Regions from separate parts of the Homo sapiens genome. Here region 2 is linked to region 1. The links are chromatin loops, found by intact Hi-C in ENCODE. Cell type or tissue: breast epithelium. All regions are shown on one strand. Each heading gives the region's core, and the rest is flanking DNA. Links, peaks and the distances in the headings are about the cores only. Region 1 overlaps FRMD4A (FERM domain containing 4A). Region 2 overlaps FRMD4A (FERM domain containing 4A).

Region 1 (11,207 bases), core at 3,208-11,207:
CTCATTGATTGCATTTTCAATCTCCTGCAGTTTCTTCAGTGCATTCAGATACGAGGTTTTCCTTTGTTTCTTCAGTTTTTTGCTGACGTTGGGGTCACTGGCTAGGCGGCGGGCGGCCTCCGTAATCTGGGACTGAATGGCAAACTCTCGTTCCAGGCGTTCCAGCTCAGCTTCCTGTGGGAGGGAAAGCACCGGTTTGGGTTACTGGGGATGCTGAGCAGGGAGACCCTCATCCTTCCCTCCCCTGTCCCAAGGCAAGTCCAGTTCCATGGGAGACACTCTTAAGAGTAGCCCCACTCCTAAAATCTGCACCCACTGAAGTCCCCAGGCACACCCACTGTTGTAACCCTTGCTCCTGTTACTTTCTGAAGACAAGTGTTGGTGTGAACGCTGCCGCCATCGCTGAGAACAGAGTTCCCACGATGCAGGTTTAGGGATCGCTTGGCTGTGTTTCGACTGTCTCCAGCAAGGTTCATCAAGACAAACCAAAGCCTTTGGAGAGATTCAGAGCCCAAGTGACTGTCACTTCCTTTCCATTTTGGATGTAGGATGCAGCAGGATTTTTAGTTTCTTTATGCCATTCTTCTCTGTGGACTTGCTACCAAGGAGCTCACACACATGAGCTAATGCACGGGCCTCTGACTCTCACACTGTGTGCCCCTCACGTGTGCCTAACTCACAGGCCTCTGACTCACATATCTTGTCTTTCCCTGTACCCCCACTCACCCGCGTGTCTTTCGGGAGCTTTTCTTTTCTTTTCTTTTTTTTTTTTTTTTTTTGAGATGGATCTTGCTCTGTCACCCAGGCTGGAGTGCACTGGTGCAATCTCTGCTCACTGTAACCACTGCTTCCCAGGTTCAAATGATTCTCCTGCCTCAGCCTCCTGAGTAGATGAGATTACAGGCACCTGCCACCACACCTTGCTAACTTTTGTATTTTTAGTAGAGATGGGGTTTTACCATGTTGGCCAGGCTGGTCTCGAACTCCTGACCTCAGACTATCCTTCTGCCTTGGCCTCCCAAAGTGCTGGGATTACAGGTGTGAGCCACCATGCCCGGCCATGGGAGCTCATTTTGCAAGCTCTGGCTGTCCCTCCCCCATCTGCCTATTCATGTATACTCTGCTAGGCTACAGCCGGGCCCTTCAAGGGGCACAAATGGACAGTGGGTGGTGGTGGAGGCAGTCCCCCTCCCACCCCACCCCCCCAGCTCACTTGATGTCCTTCCCCTCTTTTTACTGTAGCTCCCTCCCACCTCTATTCTTCCTTTAGCCAAGAAGTACGGATGGATGAGATTCTCCTCAGAGTTTTGGGACCGGGAAGAATGAAGCTGTGGCTGTCAAAAATGCCTGGTGGACCTAGCGGATGACACCTAGACAGCATGTTTGCTGCTGTCCTCTATGCTGACCAAGCCTCTCCTCTGCAGATGTATGTACACCAGCTGCTGAGGGATGGGGGGAGGTAGCTCATGCATGTGTGCGTGAGGATTTGGGGATGAATGCGGAATCCCCCGCAAAGCGTCAGATTGTTCATTTTTCTATTTCCTCTCTTCTCTAGTAAAACCCCTCCGGATCAGAGCTAGCTCTAAACAGCACCTTGTCGGTTGAGATTTTGAGCAACAGGGTCCTGCAAGGTGGGCATATTTGGCAGCCTGAAGGAGAGGTAGAATATTTGCCTAACCCCACAGCTAGTAAACCCAGGACAAATGCATCGGCAGCTTCTCAAGGCCAGGGAGAGAGAGCACACATCTTGCCCTAGGAAATTCACAGACACGCTGAAATTTGATGGGAACTGATCTAGCCAAATAGGAGGAGATCAATTGTTTGCTAGAATCAACAGATCTTCCTGTTTAGTTGCTCAGTAAAATATCCTTGCCTCTGGGCACAATGCACCAAGCTGGAGGATGCCATCAAGGAGAAGTTCTTTGCCTGATCTCATTGACTTTTGAGCACTTTAAGCCTAAAGGGAGCAGGAACAAGAAGCGAGAGGAAAAGGTGAAGGTTAAAGAGAACTATTTCGGAGATAATAAACTCCTTCTGAATCCTGCCAAGGCTGGCTGCGCTGTTGTCTCAGAGGGAGAAGAATATCAACATGGACTCCTGCCTGTGGTCTTGAAATAGGCAAGTCACCAAGGGACAAAGACTGTTCTGTGAGTTTGGGCTCCCTGGGGCAGCTGTTCCTGAGCTGTTACAATGGCCCTGGCACCAGACACTGATTCAGAGTTTTGTGGGGAGCCCAGGACAAATTCTCACTATTTAAACTAAGACAAGTCCAAGGCTGAATGCCCTGTCCATGCAAATGTCTGCCTGTTATATGAATAGGGAAGCAAAGTGCGTTTCCAGGAGCCACAGTAGAGACCAGGTGATCATCTCATGCTTCCCAGAGGAACCCCGCAGAATGCCAGCTGCTCCTGTGTTGGTTCCTTTTACGAACTTAGGAAAGATCATGTGTGGGGACAGGTAAGGAAGCACATGGCTAGGGCATTCTCAGGGAGCTAAAGTCCCGCGGTACTGAGATGCGTGAAAGGTGTGGTGGGACTCTGGGAAGACCAAGGAGGGTGTTGGGGGAACTCCCTAAAAGTGGGGTCCCTTTTTAAAGCTTAAGGGCCAGGTATCTGCCCAGCAACAGGGGGAGTTGAAGTTCCTCCCTAGAGTGGCTCTGATGACCAGCAGGATTTGGAAATACCCGACCTCAATCCCTCCGTCCCCTGCAGTTCCTGCCTACGGTGTGGCACCCCTCCTTTGAGACTGCATCTCCCCTACAAGCAACTGTTTGCTGAGCATCACAAGTGCCAAGTACTGAGTGACGTGTTTTACATACACTGGCTCATTCAATCCCAGGGACACCCCAAGAAGTAAGGGCTATGAGCTCCATTTTACAGACCAGGAACTGCCTAACTGAGCTTTAGTTTTTTTTTTTTTTTTTTTTTTTTTTGAGACAGGGTCTCTGTCACCCAGGCTGGAGTGCAGTGGCGCAACCTTGGCTCACCGCAACCTCCGACTCCCGGGTTCAAGCGATTCTCACCTCAGCCTCCTGAGTAGCTGGGATTACAGGCATACACCACCATGCCTGGCTAATGTCTGTATCTTTTTGGTAGAGATAGGGCTTCACCATGCTGGCCAGGCTGGTCTCGAACTCCTGACCTCAAGTGATCTGCGCACTCTGGCCTCCCAAAGTGCTGGGATTTTGCAGCGAAAGGCGTGGGCCACCACGCCCGGCCACATGAGCTTTAGTTTTAATTGAAGCACATTGGTGTGTCTGCCAGTGTCCCAGGACCTGCCACTGCAGATCTCAGGAGATTCCTCTAACACAGATGGGCCACAAGCACATGGGTCCCTCTCTGAATTCACCCTCACCCTAATCCTACCTACCCCAGGTGTCCGTTTCTCCCAATCACTTTCTTAAAATACTAAAAATGTACAGCATTCCTTTTTCCCCTGGCTCTAAGTCCTGACCTTTTAAGGCCTCTGTTCAAGAGCATGTTAATTAGTAACTTCCTTCAGAAGAAATCTGGGAAAGCATTTCCTGGGCAGGAGCCCTGGGCCTGAGGGTATACCTGGCCTTTACTTTCTCTTGGCCTGAGGCTGGATTCTCATTAACCAGCCAGAGAGTCAAGTCTTGGTTTTGTTTGTTTGTTTGTTTGTTTTCTCCCCAAATCTGAAGTCTCCAGCCCCATCTTCACCCGTGTTCAGTCCAAAGGATGGACGTAGCTTCTCCAAACACAGACAAACAAGGCCAGGGCCGCCCAAGCATCCTGCACACATTCTTGGAGGGATGTGAGTAGCCAGGTGAGGCTATGACCACGGGGCGGTGGACCCTACTGGTCTCTCCCCAGCCAATGTACCCTTGCACCTGATGCCGTGGCCTAAGTTTTCCTTCTCTCGGCAGCTTTTCTTCCATAGATCACACATCAAGCTTGGCTCTCAGTCACTGAGGGCTGAGAGGCCATTACAAAGCCAAATACACGTGAATGCTACTGGAATGTTTTCCCCAAGCTCAACGTGGCTGCTTGCGCTAGACCCACAGCGTCAGACAAGCAACTTCGACAGACACCCAAATGCCTGCAAATGCAAGCAAACTACTCCTACCGAGGGGAACCACATACTGACCGGCCAGCTCACTCAAGAAAAGGTATGAGCGAAAATACTGGCATTAGGCAGAAATGAAGAAATTGGTACAGAAAACCTGGAAGGCCTGACCAATGGGAAAAACAAGGATAACATGAGAGAATCCAACAACAGAAAGGAAGGACGCACCTCTCCTTTGGGCAGGATTTTCTGTTCATCCAGTTTGAAGGCTGTTCCTATTCTTCTCCGAACAATGGGTGGTTCCTCCCCTGGATCCAGGGGATATTCTACTGGCAGCTTGCCCGTGAGCTCCTGCATATGTGAAATGGCATTCGGAGTGAGCACAAATCAGAGTGGGGCGTGTCTGCTTCCTAGAACACACACACACGCACATACACGCACACAAAAATGCACGCATGCACTTCGATACAGGTCAACGCTTATGCTAGAAATGTTCACATTAAGCACTATGCCTAAGTAAGAGGTCAAGAAATGAAATTTCATTTCTCTAACAATGTCTCTTATGTAGAATAGTTGCACTTCCAAAGTTTTTTCCAAAGTAAATTTCTGTAATTGCCATTTGACTTTCATTATAAAACTTGAATTTCATTCATTTGTTAAGTGAACAGATATTTCCTGCCTGCCTCCTCTGTGCCAGGCAAGGTCACCCAGCCAGTGAGGAGCAGTGTCAGCGTGAGTTCTCGGGCCTCTCTAACTCCAAATCCCGTGCTCTTGACACTGCATCAAATATTCCTGCTCAAATATCTAAGTTTAAAGTTTCCTTCAAATGGATTTTCACAAGAGGAGTGGTATCTATATGGCAAATCCCAGAAAAGTGCATAGATAAATAATTTAGAAACTGAGTAAGGATAGTAACCTACTCTGGCCAGATGCTACAGGAATAGGCTGTACTTAAAAGACATTAAACTGTTTAATTTAAAAGTTTTAGTAGAATGGCTGGGCACGGTGGCTCATGTCTGTAATCCCAGCACTTTGGGAAGCCGAGGCAGGCGGATCTCTTGAGATCAGGAGTCCGAGACCAGCCTGGCCAACATGGTGAAACCCTGTCTCTACTAAAAATACAAAAATTAGCTGGGCGTGGTGGTAAGCACCTGTAATCCCAGCTACTTGGGAAGCTGAGGCAGGAGAATCGCTTGAACCCGGGAGGCGGAGGTTGCAGTGAGCCAAGATCATGCCACTACACTCCAGCCTGGGTGACAGATCGAGACTCTGTTTATTAAGGAAAAAAAAAGTTTAGTAGAAACTGAACATATAATCCATGTTATTGACAAGGCTACTAAAAAAACACTTGTTTTGTGTATTTTGGGCCCCGGAAATCTACTTGTTGTGGGTACAAGGACAGTGAATTTAGTTGACAGACTTCCATGGTGACAGTGATCCTGGTTAAAGGCTAAGGATCTGGGGGCGATTCAAGATTAGAATCAGGCTCTCTGTGAGTGAGTTGTATCAGGGCTGAACAATGATCAAATCAGAGTCAGTGGCTGCCCCACACTGTAGAGGCCAGGCATCAAATTCAAGAAGTCACTTCCAGAGACCAGAAAAGGCTGGGGGACCAACTGTGCATCTGTCTCTAATGGCAAAGTGGGCACTTCCAGGCCAAGCCCAGCTCTGGCTTTTCTAGCCCAAATCAACGCAGATGCTGCACAAAGACTGAAGGAGCTGCTCTGACAAGGAAGTTCAGGAGGCTTTTCTCAGGAATATCCATCATCTACACAGAAAGCTTTTGCGCAGGGCAGCCCAGGGCTGAGTGCCCAGCAGGCGGGAAAATCCAAATCATGAGAGTGTGATGCTGGCCCTTCTTCTCCAACTGCTGTGTGCACATGTGTACGCATGTATGCATGTGCAGGCATGGTGTGTGCATGTGTGTGCGTGTGTACATGTGTACACGTGACATGAGCATAAACACATACTCCGTCACTCGCCTGCTTCTCCCTCGCTGTGTTCAGATTGCCGGGAAATGACCCCGTGGACTTTATATTCCTCAATGTAAGCATTTCAGAGCACAATGGCCAACTATCTGAGTATCAGACTCTGCAATTTTCTTCCCTGGTTTTTTCTTTAAAAAAAAAATGTGGTTCAAATGTCTCCAAAGTAGTTAAGTGTTTATTCCGCAACTTTTTTTTAATCTGCTTCCCTAAAAGTCTATCTATAAGTAACACAACTATTGAGGGTTTTATATTGTCAGGACTTGATTTTTTTTTTTTACTTAGAAAATTCCAAAAAGGAGGGAAAAGTTGTTAAAATTGCCATGGATCTGTAACTCTAAACTGTTGGTGGTTTTAAAATGTAGTTTAAAAAATGAGGCTACTGATTTTTTTCACCATCCACTTGAAGGTATTTGAGTCGAAGTCTTGATTCTCCAGATATTTAATCTGATTTCATGTGTAACTGGAGCTGCACGCTGAAGACGTAATTTAACACTCTGCAGTGGGGCCTCGGCTTGGTGCCTCCCTATATCCTGCCAAATGCTCTCCCCCTCCATCATTCTAGTTGCCCCCCTCCCCAGGGGTCAAGCAGCGCGTCTTGATACTCTGAGCTGAGGGGAGAGATGCAGGAACAGCACAGATTTAGCAAGACCTCCCCCCAGCCCTTGACTACACATGCGTCAAGAGGCTATGGTGGGACTAACTATAGGGAATGATCACAGGAGAAATCTACCTGCAACTGATTTCTTGTTGGGTTATTTCTTCCACTCAAGTTACATTTTCTGGTGTTAACATTATAAGAAGTGGCAGCTTTGTTTTCCTTCTTTTGTTTTTGTTTTTAAGAGCGATGGTGAGATTTTTTTATAATGCATGCTCATCTTGCCCTGACATGTTCCTTACCTTTTTGAAACGTGGATTCCCTGCCGGGTTTAGGGACTTTTTATTAAAAACAAAACAAGGCTTTCCAAATTATTAAAGGCAGACACCCAAACTCATATTTTTTCCAATCCTTCAAGCGTATTCTTTATAAAAATGTTGCTAATATTAACAGTATCACATAGCGCATTCCCCAGCCAGGCCAATTGCTTTCCTAAGATTTGCAATGGATTTGTGCTAATGTGGTTCTGCTTTGAGCTGGCTCCGGTTTAAATCAATCCAGACCATAATTAAGCCAAGTTGAAATGTAATGTGATCTCACTCCACGGCCCCTTGTTTCATTCTTCCCGCTGCAAGGCCTTAGTGTTTGGGGGAGGGGTATACGTCTCTTTGACTTACTTTGGGAACCTCTTTTGACTTCCCATTCTCAACTGTTTACCGGCGAAGCTCTTTCTAAGGTTAGGTGGTGCACAGTTGCTCCTGCCCTGGAGAGCTCCCACCCCATTGTGCCCATGTGCACAATGCACACATGTGCATGCGTGCGCGCGCGCACACACACACACACACAGAGTCATGTGTATTGCATTAAAACATGAAGCCTTCAAACACTTCTAACAAATAGTCATGAAATAAACAGACAAAGGTGGAAATGGATATTTAAATAAATAAAGACAGCAGCTTGCAGCAACTTCTGTGAGACTAGCACATACATAGGGTCGAGAAAGCATTGCTTTTTTTTTTTTTTTTTTTTTTTTGAGACAGGGTCTTGCTCTGTCACCCAAGCTGGAGTGCAATGGCGTGATCACTGCTCACTGCAGTCTCAACCTTTCAGGCTCAAGCGATCCTCCTGCCTCACTCTCCTGAGTAGCTGGGACTACAGACACACACCACCACCTCTGGCTATTTTTTTGTAGAGACAGGGTCTCACTATGTTGCTCAGGCTAGTCTCCAACCCCTGGTCTCCAGTGATCCTCCTGCCTCAGCCTCCCAAAGTGCTAGTATTACAGGCATGAGCAGCTGTGCCCAGCCTGCATAAAATTTAAAAATGTCATTAGGCTAAGATTTCATTTTTTAAAATGAAAAAGCTAAACACCAGATCACAGGGTCTAAAGGTGACTATATACCAAGTGAGATCGTGGTTTCCTTGTTGACCACCAGTGTTTCTCAATAGGATGTCCAAAGACAAGTCTGAAATACCCTTAAGAAAGAACAAAAGCCACCACAACAATAAACTCAGGCACAAAATCTTGGGAGGATGGTGGCCAGCCATTATGATCGATGAGGCACTATCACGTGAGGAGATGCTTTATGAACCACCATGCAAGTATGAGGGATGAGGGATCATCATTGGGACTTGTCGCTTGGACTCCCATGGGGTCCTCTTTGGGATTTTGCCAGCACCAACTTTAACTGGTCATCACAGTGCTTCATCAACCAATTCTTTGATGGGTTTAGGGACTTTTTCTTTTGTTGAAAACAAAACAAGGCTTTCCAAATAATTAAAGGCACACACCAAAACCCATATTTTTTCCAACCCTTTAAGCATATTCTTTTAAAAAAATTCGCTAATATTAACAGTATCACATAGTGCATTTCCCAGCCAGGTCAACTGCTTTCTTAAGATTTGCACTAATGCGGTTCTGCTCTTTCTCTGACAAAGCACATTAGAGAGGTTTGGATGTTTCCAACATTTGTGTTTCAGGAGAGCGCTCGCCGCCCAGATAGGCCCTCTTTTTATCACTACCCTTGCCTTCTGTCAAAACGATCAAATGACATCAGTCAAATGACATCAAAAAGATCAAATGACATCAGAAAGATCAGTGACATCACAGACAACACCAATTTCAACGGGATGAGCTAGGAAAGGCTTACAGCTTCTCGGAGACACAGCTTCTTCAGTTCCTCCAGCCTCTGACGCAGGGTTTCCTCCAGAGCTTCCTGCCTGGACTTCAAGGCAGCCAGCATGTCCTTCTTGGCCGACTGCGAGCTATCTGATTCCTGAGAACCTGTCGATAAACAGTGGGGTTACTTGGCCAGCTGACAGGGGACACACATCTGGACCACTAATGAATTTAACTGGAGCCCATGCTGCGGAGATGGGATTTACCCCAGGAATCAAGGGAGTGTGAAATAAAACAGGTGCTCAGCACTCTAACTGTGAGAAGCACATTCCAGCACTGCATGGAATTTATAGCCAGTCACAAGAAATGGCAGGAAGATGGACCCTCCTGAAAAAGAAGTTTATCTTTCTCAATTATCTTAAGAAATGTCACATACCTTTTTAAATTTTACTAGCAAATTCTAATAGACTTTACACAAGAAAGGGGGAAAGAAAAGCTCATGTCAGCAATTTTAATACGTATTGAGTTATTTATCTTTGTTTGAGACAGTCTCACTCTGTCACCCAGCCTGGAGTACAGTGGCATGATCTCGGCTCGCTGCAACCTCCGCCTCCCAGGTTCAAGTGATTCTCGTGCCTCAGCCTCCCGAGTAGCTGGGGTTACAGGCATCCGCCACCACACCCGGCTAATTTTGTATTTTTAGTAGAGATGGGGTTTCGCCATGTTGGCCAGGCTGGTCTCGAACTCCTGACCTCAAGTGATCTGCCTGCCTTGGCCTCCCAAAGTGCTGGGATTCCAGGTGTAAGCCACCGTGCCCAGCCCTAAAACGTATTTAAAATGTTATTTTGTTCCCTTAAAAATACTTATTATTTTTGCTTAGTGCAAAGATAATGTGTGTTTATGATGAAAACCCTGAAAATGTAGACAGGTATAAGAAATAGTCCATTAACTAATCACCCAGAAATAACCATTGCTATGCATTTTCTTTTGGCCTTTTTTCTAAGTACATATATTTAAAAAATAAAATTAGAATGCTATTGTATTTTTTAACTTCATGTTTTGTATCATGAGCAAATTCCCTCCTAATAAAAGTTATACATATTTTAACATACTTTTCCTGGGTAAAACATGATGATTCAAATAGCAGAGTGCTCGATAGGAAACCTTGTGGAAGGCAAACTTCAAACCAAACCAAAGGAAAATAAGCTGAAATGCCATCTGGAGGAATTTAGGTTAGACCAAAGGAGTAATTTCTGGGCTGCCAGTGTTTGGATTCTGAAATAACTTTCCTGGAGTGAAGCTATTGTACTTTTTCTACCTTGATGGGTTAGAAAAGGAACACTGACTCTCTACAAAGGGAAAAGCTGATTATAACTTTTCTTTTCTTTTTCTTTTTTTTTTCAGACAGTTTCACTCTTGTTGCCCAGGCTGGAGTGCAGTGGCACCATCTCGGCTCACTGCAACCTCCGCCTCCTAGGTTCAAGAGATTCTCCTGCCTCAGCCTGCCAAGGTAGCTGGGATTACAGGCACCCGCCACCACACCCAGCTATTTTTTTTTTTTTTTTTTGTATTTTTAGTTGAGACGGGGTTTCACCATGTTGGCCAGGCTGGTCTTGAACTCCTGACCTCAGGTGATCCACCCGCCTCAGCCTCCCAAAGTGCTGGGATTACAGGCATGAGCCACCGCGCCCAGCCGATTACAACTTTTCTTTGCAAGCCCATCGTGAGCAGAAGTGTTAGAAACGGACAGGTGTTAGAGGCTGTGCATTCAAGGGGCTCACACCATGCCATTGACAACTGCATCAAAGAACTTCAAATACCTAGGGAGATTAATCTAATTAAAGATGAGCAAGATCTCCACCGCGAAAACTGTCCTAAAGACCTAAATAGACAGAAAGATACACTGTGGTCAAGGATTAGAAGCTTGATGTTGTAAAGATGTCCATTCTCCATCAATCAATGCAATCCCAGTAAAACCTTGGCAGGACTTTTGGTAGGAAGATGAAAAAATTCTATTTCCATAGGAAACAATGGATTTTTTGGACAATTTTAGTAAACAGATGAGAGAATAATCCAGTCAGAATTCCCAGAATCCACAGTTCTGTTTCTTCCAATGGTAGAAAAGGCAATGCAGCATCATAAAGCTAGAAAGAACTTCTGTCCCGTGGCATCAAACAGCTCTGCTTCACTTAAATTGTCCCCATAAATATACTATTCTTCTATTTAACGTCTCTGAGCAGAAAACCCTGCATTCCATCAATTACCATACATACAGGCTCTTACTACCCTAATCACCAAGAACTCTCAATGTCTAAGAACATTTTAACTCTAACATGGGTTTTGTTCTTTCCCTTGCCTCAATTTGAGCTTGAAATAGAGAATATATCTGTCACCGCAGAAACATACTATCATTATGCCTCCAAAGCAGCTAACAAATATTAGCTTGAATGAACAACCAAATAAATGTTCACAGTCATAT
Region 2 (11,872 bases), core at 1,443-9,442, 350 kb after region 1:
GTGGCTCACATCTGTAATCCCAGCACTTTGGAAGGCCGAGGCAGGCAGATCAGAAGGTCAGAAGATCATAGACCATCCTGGCTAACATGGTGAAACCCCGTCTCTACTAAAAATACAAAAAAAAAAAAAAATTAGCCGGGCATGGTGGCAGGCGTCTGTAGTCCCAGCTACTCAGGAGGCTGAGGCAGGAGAATGGTGTGAACCCGGGAGGCAGAGGTTGCAGTGAGCCGAGGTCGTGCCACTGCACTCCAGCCTGGGCGACAATGCAAGACTCCATCTCAAAAAAAAAAAAAAAAAAAAAAAAATGACATTAAGGCAAGATTCTGACTTGCATACTATAGAACAATATATTTTAGATCTCATTCCATGAGCAAGGGGGAGCCATTTTAAGTTACTTTTAGGGAGGAAGTGACACCATCCAATCTGAGTTTTGGGGACTTGATTGATAAAAGATGAATGGTAGAATGAAGAACCAAGGTATATTGGAGGCCAAGAGAGCAGGTACAAGATTATTGCAATTGTCCAAATGAGAAATGATTAAGTGCAGAACTAGGACATTGTTCTTTTACAATTTCTATTCTGACAGACTACAGGAAGGATGGTCCTATTAGTCAAAATAAATGCACAGGAAGAGGGGAAGATTTGGGGAGATGATAATGAGTAGCTCGGGGCATGCAGAGCTTCTGATGCCTGAACATTTTGACCTGGAACTTAGGAGAAGAGTCAAGCCTGTAAATGCAGCTCTGGATTTCAACAAGAGAATACCGATCACTAGATAAGTTATTAGTTAAGTGTGAGGGCAGACATTCAATAACACGCACATTTACTTCTCATGCACCTTTACTGGAAGATGTCTCCAGCAGAAGAATGTTAGAAGGGAATATGAATTCCAGGAAAAGGATTGATCACAGGAGAGGTACCAAGGGAGTTCCCAGAATAATAGAAAAGAGGATCCTCAAGAAGACAGTCACGCAAGAGACCAAGAGAAGAGCTAATCCAATTGATGCAGGAGGAAGTAGAGCTTCAGAAAGAATGTCTCAAAAAAGAAAAAAAAAGAAAGGAGTGGGTTAAGTATCTGATGAATTTACCAAATTGAGAGGAGTTACATAGCTCTATTGAAAATCTTAGATAAAAATGATTGATAAATACATAGAACATAAAGCAAACACTGAAATAAGGCAATTATCAACTCCAGGAAAAACATAAAGTTGTAAAATCCAAGACATGCCATCATAATGTATAACATTTCTCAGATGTAAATAATATTTTAATATTCATAATAAAACTGAATTTTGATTTAAGCTGTGATGCCAATATATTCAGTAGACAGAGGGGGAAGAGACACATGTGTTTATAGGGAAAGAGACTCATAAGTTGGCAGGAAAGGACTGGAGCCTGGGTTTTTCTTTCTAAGCCTTCTAGTACTCTTCAGCTTTCAAATGTTATGAATATTGCCATGTACACATATTATTTTGATAAAAATAAAAATTAAATTATAAACAGAAGGATCAATATAAACAGGGGATTTGAGCCAGATCAGATGGACAGTGATGGGGCTGATGCCTTTGAGAACGTGCCCATGCAATGTCAGTAGCAGAAGTAGGGCTGTGGAGGGTGACCTAGAACCACAGGCCTCTTTCTGAAAGGACAGATTTGAGTCTGATACTGGGTTATTTAATCCAATGAGAAATGTTTCAGGAAACCTGCTTGATTTCCTCTGTTTCTTTTTTTCCTTTGGGGTGCGTTGTGGGGCTCCTCATCTATGGACCTGCTGTTGGAATGGCTGCTGAATGCATAGCCTCCAAGGTATGCCTCGGAGAGAAGCATTTTAAATCTTCTGAAACGAGATGCAGACAGACAAAACGAAACAGGACAAAGACGTCACTGAGGGCACTGCCAACACTTCTGGAGCTTGTCCTGAAGAGCCATTCGTGTGCTTGGACTGATCTCCCGTCTTGTGCTCTTGGCATTGGTGCAGGATCCTGCATGTACATTTGCAGGTGCGAGCTTGTGCACGCGAACATGTGTGCTGCTTCCTCTCACGAACCCAGCAGCATAGCAGCAGCCAGAGACGCCCCAGAGTGATGACAACTAATTATGAAACACCAGTCTGATCTGTCCCTTTTATCTCATCTTGCAGAAGCCTTGCATTCCCCCAAAGCCCCCCAGTGGCCCTTTGTAATCCCAGAAAAGAAGTGTCAATATGGAAACAGCTGTTCTTGAGATAGTGGGATGACAGCCTAATGAGCATGCCATCAGCTATAGAGGAAACCCAAGGCTAATGGGCTTCTGATGCAAATATTCTTTCTAGACCATCCCACTCATATGAGAAAGGCTACAGTCCCCAGCAAGACTGGGAGAGGACACACTGGCCTATAGATGTCAAGTCTTCTTTTGTTCTTATTTAGGTTTTTAGCCTCTCAAACCCCATGGGGCATCAGGCAATCTCCCTGACTCCTCTGGAAGGTGACTGGAAAAAAGGCAGCCCCAATTTTTTTTTTTGTTTTGTTTAGAGGCCATGCTAGGGAAGCCAGCAGGAGCACAGGGCTCCTGCAATTTTGGTAGCAGGAGAAACAGCCACAGGTTGCTGTGGTTCAGGCAGGGAGTGAAGGCTGTGCTTAGAAAGAACCCAAATTCCCAATCATTCAAGGGGGAAAGGTTAGGGAGAAATAGTGGGAGAGAGCTGTAGAGGTGGAGGAAAGGGGGATGATGGATTGCAGCAGGCGACTTAAAACAGATGCCTTTTCTAGGGGCAAGGCAAGGGATGAAGAGAACTGACCTACCATGTGCCTCCTTGGCATCAGACACACCCCTGGACACTTGCTCTATGTCACCTCTTCTGAATCTTCACCATGATCCTGTAAGCCGGGTAGCATTAGCTGCACTGTATTGATAAGGAAACTGAAGCTCACAAAGACGAAATGCTTGCCAACAATCTCACATCTAGGAAGTGGTACCAAGCTGGGATTGAGACTTGAGCCCATGAGACTTTAAAGCTCCCTCTCAATTTTCTTTGGGGATGTGTATATAGGTGGGGAAGCTATACAGAAAATAAAAAAAATCTTTATATAAAAGCTGGGGGGTCCAGACATGGTGGCTCACACCTGTAATAATCCTAGCACTTTCGGGGCTGAAGCAAAATGTTTGCTTGAACCCAGACATTCAAGACAAGCCTGGGCAATATAACAAGACCTCATCTCCACAAAAATAAAAAAAAAAAATAATAAAAAAAACAGCTGGGCATGGTGGCTTATACCTGTAGTCCCACCTACTTGGGAGGCTGAGGTGGGAGGATTGTTTGAGCCCAGGAGGTCGAGGCTGCAGTGAGCCAACATCATGTCACCACACTCCAGCCTGGGGGATAGAGGGAGACCCTGACTCAAATAAATACATAAATACAATAAAATAAAAATAAATAAATAAAAACTGGGGGAGGGTTCTGTTTCCCTCTGGGGGAGGGAGAGAATTTTAATCTAGAGGGGATACTCAGAGACTCCTGGAGTCCTCACTCACAATATTTCATTTTTAATCTGGGTGGTGGTTACACAGGGTGTTCATGTTGTAAATAATCCTTTAGACTATCCATACATGTTTTATGGACTTTTGTGCACCTCACCGATATCTTACAATAACAAATTACAAACAAAAAAGAGTCCCTATTATTTTTGCATCCAGTGATTTCTTCAGTATATCACCAGAACGGCATCTGAAATGACTGTGTCAGACACCAGAGTACAACCTGGTAAGAAATGCATGCAATCATGAGATTTCTGCGTTTTTTTTTGCATTTTATTGCTCCCAGCAAAAGTTAAATTTTACAATAACAGTAAAAATATACTAGTTAAAACTCAAGCGATTGATATGTATCTATTGAGGTCCTTGTATACAATATTCTAGGTGCCATGGAGGTTACAAAGGTGTCCTTGCCTTTTGGATCTCAGGATCACCTTGAGGAGGAGGCAAGACAGAGACACAGAATGAGAGAATTAACTAAGTGAGGTCAACAAATAATGAGTGGTACAGAGAGGAAGTGCGACAGAAATCCACGTGTCTAAGCTTCGCAGAGGGGAGAGAATTTCATTGAGGCTTGAAGGATGTATGAACTTCAGACAGGTCAAGAGGAAGCAGAATTACAAGCACAAAGACATAGTAATGAGAAGAGGCTCGCTGTCTTGCAGAGACTAATGTTGACCAGTTTGGAGTGGGGAACTCACAATGGGAAATTATAAGAGATAGGCTTAAAAGAGAACTTGACCTCCAAAACCTTGTGTGATCTGGCCCAAACTTTGTCTAGCTGCCTGAATTTGTTGGAATCACATGATTTAATATAAACATTGCATAATGTTAAATGTGATTTAAATGCTTCTCAAGGGAGAAGCAGGGGCACAAATGTTGCTACAGAGGGCAGGCAAATGCTATGTAAATAAGGGGTAAAAATTGAGTGTGGGGAGGTTGGGCTAGAGATGATAATGGATGGAAGAACTGGAGAAGTGCTGGCTGTGGGAGGATGAGAAGGTGAGTTCAAGTGATAAGTCAAAGATGCACACTGGGGCTATGAAAAGATGGGTTGTATTTAGAGAAAAGGATGGAGTGTCTGACCCCATTCTCTTTCAAGGTGGAGTGCATCTTGGAGCTGGGAAAGGAGACGAAGGTGGTAGAAGTGTTAGGAGAGGAGCCTGCGGGTAGGGGAAGTTAAGGAGAGAATGGGAAATGTATTAATGACTTTGTGGTATTGAAATAAAACAGTTCCCTGATTAATTCGTTTCCTCCAATACGACCAAACTCACACCAACACTTTGGCATGCCACAGATCACCCCCAAGAGTGACTCCACAGCCATCAGCCACCATCCCCACCATCCCAGGCAGTGGCAGCCAGGCAGAGGAAGTGGTCCAAGAAACCTCCCTGTCTGCAGTTCAGTTTCTACTCATACTTCTCATAAAGTCATGACCCTGGCCATGAATCTCCCATCCCTGGAAACCCAGAAGGACGCTCTCCCTTCTGGACGCATTCCTCCTCCAGGCATAACTTCCAACACGAAGGTCAGAATGAATGCGAGTCGCCCAGAGCCCCACACCCAGCCCTGGGAAGGGCGATTCCCTCTGGGAATTCTGCCAGCACAATGTTGCCTCAATTTGAAGACAAATTTTAAATTAATAAAGAAAAAAAAAAGCCTCAGACTCTCACGTCTGCCAAAACACACCATTCCCTGAAAGGTTCCTGAAAAGGACTCAGTGATGTACTATAAAGAAAGCGCCAACCTTCCATAGCCTTCTCCAGCTGCGAGACGCAGACTGGCGGGTCCTGGAAAGGTAACAGCTCACAGCCGCCTTCCCGGGGGCAGCGCAGTGTTGTTCTTGGATCGAGAAGACCTTTCAGCTGCCTTACCACCTGTGTATTTCACAGTCTTGCAGTTCCCTAAACCCCTATGAACAACACAGAACGAACAGACCCGTGGCCAACAGAAAACCCTGAGAAAAGTACTGGAAGAAAGAGTGTGGTTGGTTTAAGATAGAAATGATGTGAAGGTTGCAGTGCGTGCCCTGCAGTTTTCAAAGCCTGCATCGCTAAAATCATCACAGGAATAGAAGTGTCCTTGTCAGCTGCTCTTTTCTTTAGCAGAGAATCTCTCAAACAGCCTCAGGCCACAAAATCACTTCCTGAGGAACTCTTGGTAACTGAATGCCTCTCCAAGTAGCAGGGACCCACACACTGGAATTCTGGGGACAGTGAAGTTCATGCTTCTATCCTAGATTCAGCATCCTCTAAAAAAAAAATTAGCATTTTGAGCACCCTCCCCACTTTTTTTTCTGGGATGGTCACTTCATAAACAAACAAATGTGGTTCATTCAGGGAATAGCTACTGAAGCTGCTTTGATCTCTTCTGGCAAATGGTTTCTATTTCTTCACCCTATTCATTCAGATTTCTGCAAGTGACTTGATTCTAAACCCACATCTCTACTATTTAATCTGCATGGACTATTCTGTGCCACTCAGGCACTGAGGAACTTTACGGTTTTCTCCCCTGACCGCACATGAGTAAGAATAAATCATGTGGACTTGGGAACTGCACAGTTGCAGATCAGAATGAGATTCCGTAATGGGGACAGGGTCCCAAGGACTTTCGGAGTGGCAGGGGAGACTCTCTTGCGCCTGGAATAGGAAAAGCCTTTACTTACAAACACATCCATGAGCAGGTGCTCCAGTGTCAGCTCAAAGTCTTCCAGCTTGGCAGCCAAAGTCATGATGAATGTCCCGATTTGCTCTCAGTCCCCGCTGACAGATCAGATCTGCAAACTCCCCAGCTCAGGAAACACCGTCGGCGTCAAATTTGATCACAAGGCAGGGTTGCCACTAATGGGAAGTAGAAACCCTTAAAAGAAAGCAGAACATCGCAGGCTGGACTGCTCGAGCTGTGTAGCCAGAAACTGTACAAGGATATTTTGAAAAAACAAACACCAAACTCTAATAATGGTGCTATGGGATCAGAATGGGCATAAAGCGAGGCCACCAGATGAAGACTGCAGCCACTGCCTTCCCTGTGTAACTTCACAGTCCGAGGTGCTGGCCAAGCGCAGAGAACCTCACCAGTGAGTGAAAGAGAGAAGTGAGATGGGGTGAAAGCAAGAGTGGGGAAAATGGAATAGACTGTCTGACTCTGATATTTATAGGGCCACATGTTTTTGACTCTAGCCCATTTCTCAGTTGATTTCTGACCTTTCATAAATGGCTAAACACACTGGAGTGTATTGTCGAACGGGGGCAGTGGGTCCCACAGAAGTTGGCTGTGACCAATGCTAGGGCAATTCACACAGACACACCATCAATAGTTCTTTGTAGAGAACGTATCAGACCTTGTTTTGTACACGATGACTGAAAAGCACATAGTCTTGTGAAAAACAAGGAAACGAAAGTTGTGAGGGTACTAAATTTTTCCTCAGAATATTATTAGATCCCTCACACTGTCTTTCTTCTCCATCCTATGCACCCCCTCTGCTGCAAGAGTAGATAAACATCAAGGAAAAAATTTAATATCTCGTGTCAATTCCTCAAGCTTCTGCCAGTTACAGAATATCCACGAAATCTTGCAAATGCAGTTTCTCCTTTTCTGCTTCCAAAGTTTGCTTTTTTTTTTTAACTTAAAAATGTTTGGAAATTGTGGTAAAATATACCTCACATAAATTTTGCCATCTTAACTATTTTTAAGTGTACTGTTCCGTAGTGTTAAGTACATTCACCTTGTACTTGGTTCACATTGTACTGGAATAAACAAGATAGACTTGTTTATTTCATCAATGCTCTTCCTGGGATGGACAAGGGATCAGACTGTGGATAACAGCTAGTGTTTCTTATTTAAGGCAGTCTGCTAGTCTCAACAATGACATCACATGATTATTGTCTAAGAAAAATTTTGGGGCCTTAAGGATAGTCACTATTACACCACCATCCATCTCCAGAACTCTTCTCATTTTGCAAAACGGAAACACTGTGACCATTAAACAATAACTCCATTTCTCCCCTCCCACAGCTGCCTGGCCATCATCATTCTACTTAGTGTCTCTATCAATTTGACCACTCTAGGGACCTCGTATAAGTGAGATCATATAGTGTTTGTCCTTTGGTGACTGGCTTATTTCACTTAGTGTAATGTCCTCAAGGTTCACCCACGGGGTAGCCTGTGTCGGACTTTCTTCCCTTTTTAAGGCTGAAATCACGTATCCTAAGAAAGATACTGCTTTGGACAGTTTTTCAGGCCTGAGAAAATCTCTCAGGGACACGTGGCTGTCAAGACGCTAATGGCCATCCTTGCTGTGACTGTAGTAACAAAATCAGCCTTCGTCTAGCAAGCCAGTGCCCAGTTCTGTCCTCTTAGTTCCCTAAACACTTTCTGTTAAACTCTGGTCTCCTGATTCCAAACAGAGTGTGACCACTTAACAGCCAACATTGATGTCAAAGAAGGTGGGCCTCATGAGATCGAGAGGGAAATATAAATATAACATTTCTGCTTTACAGTAAAACTCCCCTCCCTGCATATCAGAGCTCTCTCGGGTATGAACGGTTAAAACTCTCCATTTTAGTATCTCTCTGTGAATTTTCTTTTCCCAGAGGAGATAGACACAGACTTAATTCAACATTTCACACTTAAACAAAGCTACCATAAAATTAAGGGCAAAGATAAAGAAATGGACAAAAAGCACTGTATTATTTCAAAAGCAGATTTGGAGTCTTGTCAGATGAGTTTAGCTTGACAGTGGGTCCTAAATTGTACATGCATGTTCTTCGAGTTATGGTTTCTATTTTGTTTTCAGGCCTCTAATGGAAGAATTAGAGCGGGTCCCACAGCAGGTGTCTCTTGTTAGGAACGGCATAGGAAGGGGCGGGCAGTGCTGAGATGAATGTCTTCAATAGCCAAGAATGCACAGAAAATCTATTTCCCTGATGGGCTAACTGAGCTACAGACCTTCCTAGGGGCTCATGGTTTTGCCATGTCTGAAATTGATTCAATAACCAGCTGCATCACATCAGCAAGAAAGTCTCAACACAAGAGGACTTCTTGCCACATAGTTGCCATCTTTTGTTAAAACTATAGCTGCCCTGAAGGTCCTCAAAAAGCCAAGTGCCTTCTCTCACCAAGCAAGACAGCCTGATGCCCATGAGGGGCCCTATCATAAGGAGACTAGGGGGAGGGTATGTATCTGCATATGTGCAACATTGTTCTAGTTTTCCAGCGATCTCAGAGGAGTGTTCAACATCAAATTTTCTTTCTTTTTTTAAAAGAATTTATTTTTATTGTTTGTGGGTACATAGTAGGTGTATATATTTATGGGTTACATGAGATATTTTGATCCAGGCATGCAATGCATCATAATCACATCATGGAAAATGGGGGTCTCCATCCCCTCAAGCATTTATCCTTCGAAAACCAAGTCCTCTTAGCCCCTTTCCTTATGAATTAAATTTGGACAAAATGTTTTTAATAGCTGGAATTTCATAAGAGATATACTACTTGTTTGTTTCATCAACCCTCTTCCTGGGATGGACAAGGGATCAGACCTTGGAGAAGAGCTATTGTTTCCATTTAAAGCAGTTGCCAAGAGAGAGTTGAGTCTCCCAGTCTCAACCATGACTTTATGTGACTATTTTCTAAGACAATTTTTTGGGGGGCTTTAAAAACAGTCAATGCGGCCGGGCATGGTGGCTCACGCCTATAATCCCAGCACTTTGGGAGGCCGAGGCGGGTGGACAGCCTGACCAATATGATGAAACCCTGTCTCTACTAAAAATACAAAAATTAGCTGGGCTTGGTGGCATGTGCCTGTAATCCCAGCTACTCGGGAGGCTGAGACAGGAGAATTGCTTGAACCTGGGAGACAGAGATTGCAGTGAGCCGAGATGGCGCCATTGCACTCCAGCCTGAACAACAAGAGCTAAACTCTGTCTCAAACAAAAACAAAAACAAAAACAAAACAAAAATCAAACAGTCAGTGCATTGGCTTCTCTTAGAATGTAAATAGCAAACTTCAGGGATAAGAAATTGTACATGATTTGGGCAGAGTGTGTGGTTCTTACTCTAGCACTGGGGCTCTAGAAGAATGTATTCAGAACATCCTGTTCTTCCAACAAAAGTCACTTTAATAGTTTCCAAAGGAGAGAAATTGACCAGAAGGGAGTTAGCCTGAAGAATGCACAGGAAATTAGTGTATGCGGATGTCACCCCGAAGAGACATTAATCATGAATTCGGATTTTAGTGAATGATATGAGCCACTTGGAGTAACTGGGTACCAGGGAGGAAGTAGAACCACACCAGTGTTAAGACAGAAAAACTTGAAGATACATTCATACAAGCAAGTTCACGGGTGTCAGTGCTTATCGGTATATGAGAACATGGTGAAGGCTGGCTTGGGCCGATCGATTGTGGATGTTTTCTTAGTAACTATATTCTAACTACCTGTTATATATTTTTTTGATAATTATGGGGACATTTTATTAATACTTATATCAAATGTGAACATTCATTTGTTCATTCATTAATGCACCCTTTGGACAAATGTTTATTTACTAACTGGGGTATATACTGGCATAGGTGCTGGTGCCTACAAAGATGATTAAGATATTGTTTCTTCTTCAAGACCTTACAGACTAGAAAAGAGGAGGCCTGATGTGATTGAAGTAATCTTACATTATTTTTTCTTGGGAAATATGAATGTAGAGCGTAACTCCTTATCAGGGGACTCACTCTGGGACTTGGGGATGAGGGAGAGTCACTGACAAAGGGGGAGAAGAGGCTGTTGCCCTACCTAAGAAACATTAACTGTTCTCCATGCTCTGATCCCTTGTCCACCCCAGGAGGAAGGTTGATGAAATAAACATATCTCTTATGAAAATCCAGATATTAAAAACATTTTGTCCAAATTTAATTCATAAGGAAAGGGACTAACAAAACTTGCTTTTCAAAGGATAAATGCTTGAGGGGATGGAGACCCCCATTTTCCACAGTGTGATTATGACACATTGCACGCTTGTATCGATATCCATACTCCCACCCTGTGGGAAGGGCAATGAGTGAGAATGAGGGAGGTATGTAGTACACCTCCTGAGGTTGGGATTTGCAGCACTAAGTGGCAGGGACATCAGGGCAGTGATGGATCCTAGGGTTGAGCCCAGGGATCATTGGGTTTGAAGAGTTGACAGCCAAGGTCTCAATGCTGACAGCACAGGATCCTGCTACTATTTATAGACATTTCTTTGATGGTGTAAATTTCTGTTGGAAAAAAATCCACTTTAACCGTTGATCAAAGCTTGGTGGCCACCTAAGAATGATCTGACATGAACCATCCTGCTGGGGCTGGCCGGTTGAGAATAATTAATCAGTGACACACTCTATACGGTAGGCAAACACCGGAATTTGTTCTGTGCATTTAAATAACAACACTTGTGGGTATGTTTTTAAATTCAGAACCGTTAAATTTCTTTCTCTTTGAACCTCAGATGATCATCTCTTTCTCCCATTTCTATGAAACATCTCCTCCAGCGGGCTTAACGTTTTAGTGGTAAGATTCAAATAAAATAGAAGTCTCGGTGGTGGGGTGGGAATTGGCTGAATTATTTGTAAAGGCATGAAGCTGGTCTCTCCTTAGTCCTTCTCCCTAGGGAAACGGTGGGCAGATCGTTCTTCTAGAGAGAGTATTATAGATTTCTGCAGCCCTGAAAATGAATCATCTGCTTCAAACGCATGAGTGCTCCGCAAAAGTGAGGTTCTTGCCTCAACTAGATTAATTCAGTTCATATCAACCAATCTCTATTAAGGACAACCACGTGTAAGCCCAAAGCAGTAGGCAATTGCATATACAAAATGTGTTCCTTGAACCATTTTCCTGTCTAACCTAGAGCAGTGGTTTTCTATTCAGCAAGATCACATATTTGAAGATCAGGTTTGGGCAGGTGATCAGACCACCACACAGTGGATCAGAATCAGTCAGTAAGACACATTAGTTACCTATTTTCATGCCTGGGTCAGTAAACCTAAGTAGAAGTTTAATCCAATTATTAAATAAGTACTGAGATACTTTTAAAGAGCAAAACCACTGGCTTTTATTTTGATCACCCAATTAGTCCCACAGATCCAGTTTACATGAAAAAAAAAAAAAAAACTACATGTTTGTTTTTAATCGTTTTTGAGTTGATTTTTGTATATGGTATAAAATAAAGGTCCAGTTTCATTATTCTGCGTTGTGGATATCCAGTTTTTACAACACCATTTATTGAAGAGATTGTCTTTTTCCCAAACCTGGAGGATATTACGCTAAGTGAAAAATGTCAGACACAGAAAGACACATATACTGCATCATCTCACTTCTAGGTAGAAGGCTAA

What was found. Hi-C counts contacts between places; a loop is a spot of excess contacts. Peaks named below come from ENCODE experiments on the same cell type or tissue, not always from the same donor. Only the 100,000 strongest peaks of a DNase experiment are listed, where the experiment ranks them.
Region 2: it touches region 1 in a loop (14-fold over the local background); 1 of 110 quality-filtered maps calls a loop at or near these places.

Annotation. Positions count from the first base shown.
Region 1 is chr10:13,666,152-13,677,358 of GRCh38, forward strand. It overlaps FRMD4A (FERM domain containing 4A), which reads right to left. Exons shown (of 25, transcript NM_018027.5): 16 at 8,760-8,893; 17 at 4,255-4,377; 18 at 1-174. Among named protein-coding and RNA genes, the nearest start is that of PRPF18, 85 kb to the left of the region's middle. RefSeq lists an enhancer at 7,416-7,940. In breast epithelium, for the core only: no CTCF peak of the experiment used is centred there; no DNase peak of the experiment used is centred there.
Region 2 is chr10:14,018,176-14,030,047 of GRCh38, forward strand. All of the region lies in intron 2 of FRMD4A (FERM domain containing 4A), which reads right to left. Among named protein-coding and RNA genes, the nearest start is that of FRMD4A-AS2, 33 kb to the left of the region's middle. RefSeq lists an enhancer at 2,115-2,164. In breast epithelium, for the core only: no CTCF peak of the experiment used is centred there; a DNase peak (open chromatin) is centred at 6,322; H3K27ac peaks cover 300 bases; H3K27me3 peaks cover 481 bases.